2 separate regions of the Homo sapiens genome follow, and region 2 is linked to region 1. A link is a contact called in ENCODE Hi-C or POLR2A ChIA-PET data. All regions are on one chromosome and are shown on one strand. The core of a region is the stretch at or near the end of the contact, and the rest is flanking DNA. Distances in the headings are between cores, read along the strand shown.

Region 1 (6,513 bases), core at 2,735-5,234:
AGGGAAGTGCCAACCAAGCCAGCTGAGGCCTCGCTGGCTCCCTGACAGCTCCCACAGGGGCCTGCAAAGCCCCCATCACCTCCCGGGGCATTGTGAGCACATCAACTCAATAACGCGCACATGGCAGCCTGTTACCAGAATTAGAAATGTCTAGTTTGGCAACTTGCCCCTTGAAGTCTCCCATCCCACCATGGAGCAACTCTACTCATGGGAACCCACCCTGAAGAAATCATCAGAAACACAAAAATAATTTTAAAGACAAAGTACAGAATCACTTATAATTGCCCATTAATTAGAAATACTATATATCCAATGACAAAGGAATAATACTTAAATTATGATCTAGTCTCGGCCAGGCGCAGTGGCTCACGCCTGTAATCCCAGCACTTTGGGAGGCCGAGGTGGGCGGATCACCCGAGGTCAGGAGTTCGAGACCAGCCTAGCCAACATGGTGAAACCCCGTCTCTACTAAAAATACACAAATTAGCCAGGCATGGTGGCGGGCGCCTGTAATCCCAGCTACTCGGGAGGCTGAGGCAGGAGAATCGCTTGAACCTGGGAGGCGGAGGTTGCAGTGAGCCGAGATCATGCCATTATGCTCCAGTCTGGGCGACAGAGCAAGACTCTGTCTCAAAAAAAAAAAAAAAAAAAAAAGATCTAGTCTCTTGATGAAGAATTAAGCTGCTATTAAATATGATTTTCATAACGAAATATGCAACTCCCATACGACCCCACCGTGGCACTCCTGTGGACTTATCCCAGAACAATGAAGGCTGTTCACATAAAAGCTTGAACACATGAACACAAATGTTCATAGCAGCTTTATCTGGAACAGCCAAAATCTGGAGTCAGCCTAGATGTCCTTCAACGTGGAAATGGTTAAACAAACCGTGGTCGACCCATACCTTTGAATACCACTCAAGAATGGCAAAGAATGAACTCCTGATGCATCAAACAACCTGGGCTAATCTCCAGAGAATTAAACCAGTCCCCTAAAGTTACACATCATATGCTTCCATTTATATGTGTTCTTGAAATAATAAAATGGTAGAAGCCGAGAAGATTAGTAGTTGCCAGTGGTTAGGGATGGGGTCTGTAGGGGTGGGGGTATAAGGGTGGCCTTAAAAGGGTGACAGGAGGGATCCTGGTGATGGAACTGCTCTGTATTTTGACCATGTTAGGATCCTGGTGGTGATATTTTATTATAGTTTTGCAAAATGTTACCATTGGAGGAAACTGGGTAAAGTATACATGGAATCTCTTTGTATTATTTATTACAACTGCATGTGCAGCTATGATTATCTCAAAACAAAAAGTTTAATTAAAAAAAACTAGCCCAGGCATAGTGGCTCATGCCTGTAATCCCAGCACTTTGAGAGGCTGAGGTGGGAGGACTGCTTGAGGTCAGGAGTTCAAGACCAGCCTGGATAACATAAAGAGACCTTGTCTCTTAAAAACAAACAGGCTGGGCGCCATGGCTCATGCCTGTAGTCCCGCGCTTTGAGAGGTAAAGGCAGGCAGATCACTTGAGGTCCGGAGTTCGAGACCACCCTGACCAACAAAGTGAAACCCCGTCTCTACTAAAAATACAAAAATTAGCTGGGCGTGCTGGCATGCACATGTAGTCCCAGCTACTTGGGAGGCTGAGGCAGGAAAATTGCTTGAATCCGGGAGGCAGAGGTTGCAGTGAGCCAAGATTGAGCCACTACACTCCAGCCTGGACAACAGAGCGAAACTCAGTCGCAAATGAACAACACCAAACCAAAAAAAATTAGCTGTGTGTGGTGGTATATCTACTCCCAGCTATTCGGGAGGCTGGGGCAGGAGGATCCCTTGAGCCAAGGACGTCGAGGTTACGGCGATCTCCGATTACACCACTGCATTCCAGTCTGGGTGACAGAGGGAGACCTGGTCTCTTAAAACAGAAAACTAAAAAATGGATTTTAATAGAGTTTATAAGCATGTAAAATGCTTCTGTCATGATACTAAGTGAAAAAAGAAGGAAAATTACATATGCAGTTTAACTACAAGTCCATGAAAAACCACCAGGGCCAGAAAAAAAAAAAGGCGGGAACAGCACACAACCAAGGTGTCAGAGTGGGCCTGCACGTGGCAGTTCCACGGACAGCTTTTTCCTGAAGTACACTTTCTTAATACTTCCCCAGTTTTTCATTACAAGTGTTAGTCTCGTGTGACAGTGGCTTTAAAGCATGTCCACAAATTCTTTGACTTCCCCTTTTGCGAGGTGGAGCTCACTTCCCACTGCTGAGTGTGGGAGCTGGCTGCTTCTGATGAAGAGTGGCAGTGACTGCGTGTGCTTCAGGTGTTACGAAACAAAGAGGCCCTGCGCCTCCCGCCTTGTGTATTCTCACTCTCTTCCTCCCTCCCTCTCATCGCTCAATCTGAGCTGTGAGGATGCTCAAGCAGCGCCACGGAGAGTCCACATGGGACGGGACCAGGGCCTCCTGTCAGTGGCCGTGTGTTGAAACCACCGTGGAAGCAGGCCCTCCAGCCCAGCCAGCAACCATGTCACCACAACCCAGTAAGAGACCCTGGACCAGAACCAGCTAAGCTGCTCCCAGATTCCAGACCCACAGAAACTGGGAGAATAAATGTCTGTTGTTTTAAGCCACTACATTTGGGGCAATTTGTTATGTAGCAACAAATAATATAAGCCACAATACTCATTTGAAAAGAAAAAATACCCAAATCCTACCTAAGCTTGGCTTCTCAAGAAAAGATCAACCAGTAACAGGCCCAAAGGAAACCATGGGGGCTCTGGCTTCAGGGACTCATGTCACTTCAATGCACAAACTCTCCTGGAACTCCTGCCAGCCCAGGTGCATGTGGCAAGCATGGTGAATCAGGGCCAGTCAGCCGAGGGCAGGAGTTGAGTGTCACAGGCCACACCCAAAGGACATGGGGAACTGAGAGGAGGAAAGAGCTCCTGCCTAAAGGCGGAGGCTGTGGAAGAAAAGGAGAAGGGCTGAGGCCAGAGGGGGCCACCGAGGAAGAACCATGAACGCGAGGGCTTATGCACGCAGGAGGTCACAGAAAGACAGGTTCTTGGGAATCCATGCATCAAGGCAGGGGTGGGGGCATCCAGAGCCAGCTGCTGCCGCCATGGCCAACACAGGGGCCTATTCAAGCATTTGGCAAGAACTGGGGACTGGCAAGGCTATGGGTGAAGGAGGGGCCTGAGAACTCATTCAGGCAGGCCCAGCTCAGGGAAGGCAGCTCCACACAAGTTTGGCCAGTGGATCCCCTGCAAACCAGCAGGAAACCCCCCTCGTCCTGCCAGTCCTTGTAGCGCTGCCTCCTCTTCCTCTCGTCTGAGGGCCACTGTGCCCAGAAAACTGCCCCTAAATGCCATGGACTCCTCCTCACTCCCTCTGGAAACTGTGGGCTCCTGGTGCTTACCAGGCCTGAGCTCGGGCTGGGGGAGACTCCGGCCGCCGCTGTGGCTCACGGTCTCGCCCCGGGTGCTACTGCTATTTCCAACAGCCGCTTAGCCTAGACTCTGCTCAGGAAAGGCCAGCGGCTGAGGCAGTGCTGCCCAGCCCACGGACTCCCCATGCCAAGGGCTGCAGCCCCGCAACCTCGCTTCTGGATTCTTCGCTGATCCAGTCACCGGGGAGGGGCTGACTGGCAGCCACACAGAGGTTTCAGCCACTCGCTGCTCTTCAGTGGCAATTCTTATAATACAATCCCCACTCTGACGCAATTTTGTAAGAATGGCTTGGAGTCCAAAAACTTGACTACATTCTACTTCCGTGACAGGGAGAGCATGATCAAGGCCGCTAGGCAGGCCTGCATGCGAGGCACTCTGACAGACGGGGAAGCAAGGGCAGGCGAGACTTCCTTCTAGCTGCGCCCTCCCTCCTTCCCAGGCCTGCAGGAGCCCCGAGCGTAGGACTGGGCTGGTGCCGGCGCAGCAACGCTCCTTCTCACCGGCAGGTGGCGCTGTCTCCCGCGTGGACGGACAGAGACCCATCAGGCGGGGAGGGCCTGGGCGGTGGCGGCGCCCCCTTGGTGGGGCCGCAGAGCGGAGGAGCAGCAGCTGCCACCGGCCGGAAGCCTGCTGGCTCGGCCGAGAACAATGGCCGCCTGTCACTGTGGACAGCTGTCTCCCAGGCTAAGGCAAGGCTGCGCTCCCAGGGAATGCGGGCAGGGAGCCAGGGCGGAGGGCAGAGGACGAGAGCGAGGAGGAGAGCGCGGGCACCCACTGATGCTGGCGGCCTCGGGTATTCGCTTTCTCTCTCTTCTCCCACCTTGTTCCTTTTCCCCGGATGCACGCATGCACTAGTAATGCCGAATTTAGAACAACAGGGAAAGGAAAGGAAATGGCAAAGGAAGGGAAAGGAAATGGCCGACAGGAAATGGCAAGGAAGGGAAAATCCACTGCAACTCTGCTGCCTGCTGGCCTGTCCAGGGACAACTATTCAGCTGGGTGGGACGTTGCTACCCCCTTGTGGCACCCCTGCTGCAGCCTGCGATTCTTACGCCCTGTATTTCTGGTCTAACATCAACCAACACTTTGGCGAAATATAATAAAATGAAATTACTAGGAGAATGAAAGAAAGTCACATGAAATAAAAGCCCTGCTTTTTAATGATTATATCCTCTGTGAAATGGATCTGCAGCCCTCTCCATTTCTGGGTTCCCCTGGCCACACCATGCTTATGGCTGTCCCAGGAGCAGGCTGACAGACAAGCTTCCACCAGCATCTAACCATGGGGCTCATGGACACCGTAGAGCGTCTCCACCCAACAGAATCCTGACTTGGGGGCAGCTGAGGCAGGGGGCCCGAGCGTTGAGGGGACCACGCTGCTGCCCCGAGACCTGCTGGCATGCCACCTGGCCAACCCTGACTTCGCCTGCCCGGGCGCATGTTAACTGAGTTACAACACTGAGGGCACTTGAACCTGGCTGCATGACCAGAGATCGATCACCTGTGAGATCCTCTGTGAAACGGGATAAGCATCTTTAATTTCCTGGGCTGTTCTGGAACTTCAGTCAGACAGGACACAGGAGGGTGTCTGCACCACCCACCCCTGCCTCGTGGGCTGACTGGGAACTATATGACCTGTGGAGGGCTGTGACCGCCACCCTCCACCTCACTGGGGCCGCAAGCCTTCTCTGCTCCTTGATTCTGCTGCCGTTGTGAGCGAGGGCCCCAGCACCCTTAGGGACCCCAATCAATGGGCTTCCCACAATGTCGTCACCCTTTGTTGCCTGCTAAGCAGCCCTGGGGCCACCTCAGAAGAAACAGAACTCACAGGTCACAGGGGCCTTTTCCTCCTCGTCATCGTCCTCCTCCTCTTCTTCTTCCTCCCTGGGCAACTTCCTGAATTCGGAAAGGTCTGTCTGTAGCAGCTGTGAAACTGCTTCGTGGGCCAGAGCAGCAGCAAGTGGTGGCGGGGCCTTCCTAGGGATGAGGAGGGGGAAGTGAGGGGCAGCCCCCAGCAGGAGACCACACCTAGCCCCCCTTCCCCAACTGTCAGCCCACATGCTGAGGGGTCACGGCCAGCAGGGCGGCCCCTGTCCTCAGGGAGCTGGGACAGGAAGGTCACAGGACAGCAAAGGCAGACGCACAACCATCTGGTGGGGAGCTGGACCATACTTGAGCCTGCGGCTAGTTGGGAGGGGGCTGTTGATGGGCAAGTAAACTGCCTGACATCCATGCTGATGATGGCTCCTGGCCACAGGAGGGCAGAGGAATCACCCATGCCAGCTGGGGACCCTGGGGGGTGGGGAGTGTTCTGGGTTGAATTGTGTCCCCCCTAAATTCATACACTGAGGCCCTAACCCCCAGTACCTCAGAATGGAGCTCATTTGGAAACAGGGTCATTACAGATGGAATTAGTTAAGATGACGTCATGCTGGAGCAGGCTGGGCCCCTACTCCAATGACTGATGTCTCTATGAAAAAGGGAATTTGGGCCGGGTGCGGTGGCTCACATCTGTAATCCCAGTACTTTGGGAGGCCAAGGCAGGTAGATCACGAGGTCAGGAGTTTGAGACCAGCCTGGCCAACATGGTAAAACCTCATCTCTACTAAAAATACAAAAATTAGCCGGGTGTGGTGGCGCATGCCTGTAGTTCCAGCTACTCAGGAGGCTGAGGCAGAAGAATTGCTTGAACCTGGGAGGTGGAGGTTGCAGTGAGCCAAGATTGTGCCACTGCACTCCAGCCTAGGCGACAGAGCAAGATGCTGTCTCCAAAAAAAAAAAACAGGTTGGGGGAGGAATTTGGACACAGACACACACACACAGAGAGAATGCCAGGGGAACATGAGGCAGAGACCTGGGGGATGAACCTACAAGCCAGGGAATGCCAAGGGTTGCCCACAAACCACCAGAAGGAGCCAGTTCTGTCAATATCCTGATCTCAGATGACAGCCTCCAGCACCATGAAGCACACTTCTGTTGTTTAAGCTGCTGGGTCTGTGGTCATTTGTACAGCAGCTCCAGGAAGCTGATCCTGGGGTGTGGGACCCATGGGCACACTCAGC
Region 2 (6,410 bases), core at 726-3,225, 250 kb before region 1:
CGGAACTTTGTGGTGAGTGACGAGAGTCACTGGCTGCACAGATGAGCTTGGTGGGACATCGGGGGCTGGGTGGGCTTGTCCCTGCCCCATCCCAGGGCCCTGGCCCATCCCACGGTGGCCAGGATGAGTCCAGTTGGTGATCCTCTGTTGGGGAACCCATAGACTGACCCTTGAGGCCCCAGCCCATCCAGAACTGGGTTCACAAAGGGAGGTGGCTGGGAGGGCCCCTCATTATCACCAAGAGCCCAGCCCCTGTGTGGAGCCATCTGGCAGGAGGGGTGTCCTTCAGTCAGGCAGGCGGTGGGCCTCGGGTCTCAGAGTGTGACTTGCTCACTGGCTTTTGTTTTCACAGATCCAAGGGGGCGACCCCACAGGCACAGGCACGGGTAGGTACTGGTGCTGGGCCCCTCTCTGGGCACTTTGGCTGCTCCGTGGGGCATGAGGGGGTAGCTGGGCAGGGGTTGTGCACAGCTCAGACATGGAATCTGCTAGACCAGGGTGGAACGACTGGCAGCCATCAGTGCTGTGCCCCCTCAGGCCTGGCCCTCAGTTTTCTCATTTCCAGGTGGCTGTGAGGCCTGCATGGTAGAGGAGGCAAGAGTGTGTGGTCTCTTCCCTGGGCCCCTGGGGTCTGCCTCAGACTGAGGCCAGCCCTCCCTCCTGCAGCCTCTCCAAGCCCCTCAGCCTGGCAGCTGCTTGGGTCCAGATCCCCCAACCTCTGTATTCCCATAGCTTGAGTGATGATGATGGTGGCCTTGACTCTTTAATCCCTGTCCCGGGGCAGGCCCCAGGCGGGGCTGGGGTGAGTGGGCAGCAGCCTGCCTGTTTGGAGGCGTGGGGGCTCCAAGGGACCCAGGAGTTGGTGGCGTGGGGCTGGGAGCCTCCCTATCAAGTGCCCCTGCCCCAGGCTGGGCTCAGCAAGGCCCTGATGCCCCTCGGGACTCTGAGGTTTCTAGTTCTGCCTCGGCTGGGGCCCAGGCTTTCCTGCTCCCATGGGCCTTTCTCTTCCAGGTGGGGAGTCATACTGGGGGAAGCCCTTCAAAGACGAGTTCCGGCCCAACCTCTCGCACACGGGCCGCGGCATCCTCAGCATGGCCAACTCCGGGCCCAACAGCAACAGGTCTCAATTGTGAGTCAGCTGGGCTTGCTGGGGTGGCCTGGGAGGTGAGCCGGCACTCTCTGCGGGTTCTTCCTCTTGGCCCTCTCTGAAGGGTGTGCTGGTTCTGAATCATACCCAGACGGTGTACGGCACACCTAGGCCAAGCATGTGCACCTGCGTTCAAAAGGGGGTCCCCAGAGTGAGTCAGCAGGGAGAGCTGCCCGCACCGGGTGTGTCCTCGAGAGACCAGAAGTCGGGAATTACTGGAGGTCCAGAAGGGCTTCTTGACAGGGACCAGGCATTCGTGTGGGTGCCTGTGGCCAGGCAGTGCTGGGGGAGGTCAGCGTGTGGGAGGGGTTGTGCAGGGCACAGGCTGCACAGGGAGAGGCGCCTGGAGAGACACAGGAGGTCTGGCCCTGGTGCATGTGGGGAGCAGTGTGCAGTCTGGTGGCAGGAGGCAGGGGATGGGGGGCCAGCAGGGCCATGCACACAGGGGCCGGATGCCTGTATTGTGGAAGAACAGAGGTGCCCTTTCCATCCCCAGACAGTGGCCTGATGTTATGTTTCAGTCTTTCAATCGTTTTCTTCACATGGGTCCTGTGACTTCCGGGATAAAGCAACCTCTTAAGGATTTTTTATAGTTTATGATACTTTTGTAAATGGACTTTTTTTTTCCCAACTTTTGGGGATCATTGCTCATGTAGAGAAAAACTACCGTTCATTTTATATCTAGCCACTTTAACAAATTATCTTATAATTCAAAAGTTTTTAAGATTTTTTTGGGTTTTCTAGATAGTCACGCTTATCACCAAAAGCTGGTCTGCTCTCTGCTTCCCTGGTGTGCACATCAGTCACGTCACCGTCACGTCACCGTGGGCCTGATGGGGGAGGAGGATGTGGGCATCTTGCTGTGCTCCACAGAAATCGCTGTTTTGCCTTCTCAGAACATTTGTTGTTGGGCTGTTTTTAGGAGGGTGGCTGACTTTTTAGAGGTTTCTTTGTTAGCATCTACTATGATGATTCTGTCCTTTTTCTGGTCCTCCCGGGATTTGTGGATGTGGCCACTACAAGGCCAGAGTGGATGGGTGTCTCCGTGGCATTCTGGGGTGAACCCTGGCCTGTCGTGGCTTCGCCGTGGCCTTCTGCCAGCTCACTGTCACACGTGGTCTCGGTTGTGTGGACTGGCTCCAGCAGGTTTTGCTGTGACAGGTGTGGCCCCTGCATGTTACGAGCAGGGCTGGCTGTGGCTTTGTGGCCTGGAATGGTTAAAATCACAGGGATGGCCAGGCGTGGTGGCTCACACCTGTAATCCCAGCACTTTGGGAGGCTGAGGTAGGTGGATTGCCTGAGCCCAGGAATTCGAGAGCAGCCTGGGCAACATGGCAAAACCCGATCTCTACAAAAAATAAAAAAAATTAGCGGGGCATGGTGGCGTGCGCCTGTAGTCCCAGCTGCTTGGGAGGGTGAGGTGGGGGGATAATCTGAGCCTGGGAAGTCAAAGCTGCAGTGAGCTAGGATCGCGCCACTGCACTCTATCCTGGGCAGCAGTGAGACCCTGTCTGGAAAAAAAAAAAAAAATCAAACGAGTCAGCTGTGCTTAACAGCTGGGCAAAGGCAGCTGGCAGCTATTCGTGCCACTTCCTTGGGGCTTTCATTTCAGGGTTAACGGGCACTTGTTTCCATGAAGGCTGGTATTCTCTTGGCCTCGCTGTGCTGACCTTTTTTTCTCATGCCTAATCACACTTTCCATTCCTCAGTCCCTTAGTGGTCTTTGAAGGGTTTGTCTGTTTTCACTTCACTTTGAAGGGTTTGTAATTGTTTTCAGTTTCTGTCTTTGCTTCTTCATGGTGCTTTTCCTCCTTCCTCACTTTAATCCATGTGTGTTTCTGATAGCCACGTCTGTCATTTTGAGGGTGCATGTTCCCTCTTCACTGCTTGCTGGTTGTTGGTAGCTTCCCTTTCAATTTCTTCTCAGCCAAGGATTGCCTAGGACTGTTGGTTATTTTCAAGTAGGTTGGGTGCGTGGTTTGTTTTTGTTGTTTGGCAGGGGCCAGGGCAGGGAATCATTTTATTATTTTTTATTTCTCTTTGGCTTAACCAGCCTGTGAAACTGCTGACAGATCAGTTGCCACCTTCTCTTTTTTTTTTTTTTTTTTTTTTTTGAGATGGAGTTTCACTCTTGTCACCCAGGCCGGAGTGCAATGGCGGGATCTCGGCTCACTGCAACCTCTGCCTCCTGGGTTCAAGCGGTTCTCCTGGGATTACAGACGCCCACCACCACACCAGGATAATTTTTTGTACTTTAGTAGAGACAGGGTTTCACCATGTTGGCCAGGCTGGTCTCCAACTCCTGACCTCAGGTGATCCACCCACCTCAGCCTCCCAAAGTGCCGAGATTACAGGCATGAGCCACCACACTCGGCCTTCTTTTCTTATTTCTAGTAGTATTTTGTGCTTTCTTGGACAACTGTTGCCAAAGGTTTGCCTATTTTACCGTATTCAAAGATCATTAGACTTTAATTTGTTACAGCTTTGTTTTCCCTTTTGTGATTCTTGTAATTAAAGATTTTCCAGGAGGAGGCCAGGCGCGGTGGCTCATGCCTATAATCCCAGCACTTTGGGAGGCCGAGGCAGGCGGATCACGAGGTCAGGAGATCGAGACCATCCTCGCTAACACGGTGAAACCCCATCTCTACTAAAAATACAGAAAACTAGCCGGGCATGGTGGCAGGCGCCTGTAGTCCCAGCTACTCAGGAGGCTGAGGCAGGAGAATGGCGTGAACCCAGGAGGCAGAGCTTGCATTGAGCCGAGATCGCGCCACTGCACTCCAGCCCTCCAGCCTGGGTGACAGAGCGAGACTCCGTCTCCAAAAAAAAAAAAAGATTTTCTAGGAGGAGCTTGCCTCAGGATGGTTCTTTTACTTTCCTCTTATCTGAGTTTAATTCTGCTTCTAGTTTCCTTCACTGTGTTAGAAATCAGCAAGAGAGGGAACTGCTTGCAGGTCAGAGCTCAGGTCTGCACCGTTGCAGATGTCACATCTGCGGACACTTGTCTGGTGGCCTCGGGTGTGGTCAGACTTGGTGGGCTCAGGAGCGTGTCCCTGCGTGGCTGGGGGGTGCATGTTTGATGCAGTGGAGGTTAAGTCCTGTGTCTCACCAGCCGGGTTGTGGGCTGTGCCTGCCTGCACCACCCTGGGGAGTGCTCCGTGCCGCCAGCGCCGGGACCCACCCCATGTCTTCCATCGTTTTCTTTTCAGCCTCTCTGGCTCTGCCCTCTGAGGGCTTTTTGAAGGCTCACAGCTGGGGTCTGTCGTGTTCTCCTTCATCCTGACAGTCTTTTTTTTTTTTTTCTTTGAGACGGAGTCTCGCTCCGTCCCCCAGGCTGGAGTGCAGCGGCGCGATCTCGGCTCACTGCAAGCTCCGCCTCCCAGGTTCATGCCATTCTCCTGCCTCAGCCTCCCTAGTAGCTGGGACTACAGGCGCCCGCCACACGCCTGGCTAATTTTTTGTATTTTTAGTAGAGATGGGGTTTCACCGTGTTAGCGAGGATGGTCTCGATCTCCTGACCTTGTGATCCGCCCACCTTGGCCTCCCAAAGTGCTGGGATTACAGGCGTGAGCCACTGTGCCTGGCCAATCCTGACAATCTTAAATGTGGACTTAATTCTTCAGGTGGTCTGTTGCGTTCTATGATCTTGTTGCTTTCTAGTTACCATTTTTTATATTTATTTTCATTTGCTTCTCTTCTCTTTCTGCTGGTTTGGAAATTAGATGTTTTACTTCTGGTCTAAGGTTAAGAAGGACATCTATTTAAAGTCCAAAGTTGGCCAGGTGCAGTGGCTCACGCCTGTAATCCCAGCACTTTGGGAGGCCAAGGCAGGTGGATCACAAGGTCAAGAGATTGAGACCATCCTGGCTAACACAGTGAAACCCCGTCTCTACTAAAAATGCAAAAAAATTAGCTGGGCGTGATGGCGGGCGCCTGTAGTCCCAGCTACTCAGGAGGCTGAGGCAGGACTATGACATGAACCTGGGAGGCGGAGCTTGCAGTGAACCGACATCGCGCCACTGCACTCCAGCCTGGGGGACAGAGCAAGATTCCATCTCAAAAAAAAAAAAAAAAGTCCAAAGTTATGAGGTAGTCTCTGCCTTCCTCCCAGACCAGGCTGGCAGAAACTCTCTCCTCGTCTCATGGCAGTGCTGTTGGCTGTTTTAATTCCACCCCATTTCCTTTTTTCTTTTTCTTTTTTCTTGAGACAGACTCTGTCGCCCAGGCTGGAGTGCAGTGGTGTGATCTCAGCTTACTGCAACCTCTGCCTCCCAGGTTAAAGCGATTCTCCTGCCTTGGCCTCCTAAGTAGTTGGGACTACAGGCACACGCCACCACGCCCAGCTAATTTTTGTATTTTTAATAGGGACAGGGTTTTACCATGTTGGCCAGGCTGGTCTCCAACTCCTGGCCTCAAGTGATCTACCTGCCTTGGCCTCCCAAAGTGCTGGGATTACAGGCGTGAGCCACTGTGCCTGGACGACCTGAGCATTTTCTTAGTCCATGTTTATTTATGTTACCCACGTTTCTTAATCCCTTGACTCCTGTTCTGGCTTTGTTGCCTCCTTTCTCCTCAGTCCTTCAACAGGTCCCTTGATGACATGGGGCTGGCTCTGGTTTTCCAGGTGTCCCCTCGTCCCAGCCACCTCCCACAGAGCTGCATGGCCAACCTGGTTCTGGGCACAGGGACCACCTGACAGGCAGTGGGCAGCAGCCGGGGCAGCAGGAAGACCTGGGGACAGCTGGAGTTCCGGGGTCCCCTGGGCAGCCTTGGGGGCTAATGACCTGCCCTGGTGGGCAGCGCAGGGAACCACGTGCACACATGCGTCCGTGGAAGCTGCAGGTTCCCAGAGCTGGCTGTAGAGGGTGGGCAGCTCCTGGTGTGCTCTTAGGCAGGCCAGGTGCAGAAGGTGCCATGCTCTCCCTAACCATCCAGCCCTCCTCCCCAGCTTCATCACGTTTCGCTCCTGTGCCTACCTGGACAAGAAGCATACCATCTTTGGACGGTAAGGGAAGCGGCTGTGTGAAGCCTGGGGGGTCAGTGGGCTAGGTGGGTTCCTTCCCCACCTGAGGCCTCCTCACTGCCTTTTTCGTGGACCTGAGTCATGTGCCATGCTGGCCATCACTGCTGGGGGTTGAGGCTATGCAGAGCTGCGATGGAGGGTGCTCCATGTGCCAGGGAAGTCTGGCTCTCTAGACCCACCGGGCTCAGGAGAGGAGGAAACTCGCCCATGTGGCCTGGACACTGCCCTGTCTCAGACCCA

Evidence for each region. A loop is a pair of places that touch in the nucleus more often than their neighbours do. ChIA-PET counts read pairs that join two places held with the same protein, here RNA polymerase II (POLR2A). Pooled maps may share reads with other maps.
Region 2: a pooled map shows a loop between it and region 1 (2.5-fold over the local background). The contact joins the enhancer-like site here to the promoter of PPM1F-AS1 in region 1. A Hi-C loop is called at or near these places in 7 of 168 maps with a recorded cell type or tissue (GM13976, GM13977, GM18951 and 4 more) and 3 of 50 pooled maps. POLR2A ChIA-PET finds 5 or more read pairs at or near these places in 7 of 52 experiments (AG04450, B cell, BJ and 4 more).

The regions. Positions count from the first base shown.
Region 1 is chr22:21,934,253-21,940,765 of GRCh38, forward strand. PPM1F-AS1 (PPM1F antisense RNA 1) reads left to right here and starts at 3,985. Exons shown (of 2, transcript NR_147620.1): 1 at 3,985-5,361. It overlaps PPM1F (protein phosphatase, Mg2+/Mn2+ dependent 1F), which reads right to left. Exons shown (of 8, transcript NM_014634.4): 3 at 5,280-5,428. RefSeq lists enhancers at 3,602-4,408, 4,409-5,216, 5,217-6,023 and a silencer at 3,960-4,119.
Region 2 is chr22:21,687,721-21,694,130 of GRCh38, forward strand. It overlaps PPIL2 (peptidylprolyl isomerase like 2), which reads left to right. Exons shown (of 20, transcript NM_014337.4): 13 at 1-12; 14 at 353-386; 15 at 1,012-1,129; 16 at 6,096-6,152. Among named protein-coding and RNA genes, the nearest start is that of PPIL2, 25 kb to the left of the region's middle. RefSeq lists enhancers at 1,274-1,323, 2,589-2,698. Within about 2 kb of position 1,976, at least 4 of the 41 ENCODE cell types and tissues checked have a DNase peak (open chromatin) inside an H3K27ac peak, as active enhancers do; they include pancreas, where a contact is called at or near this core.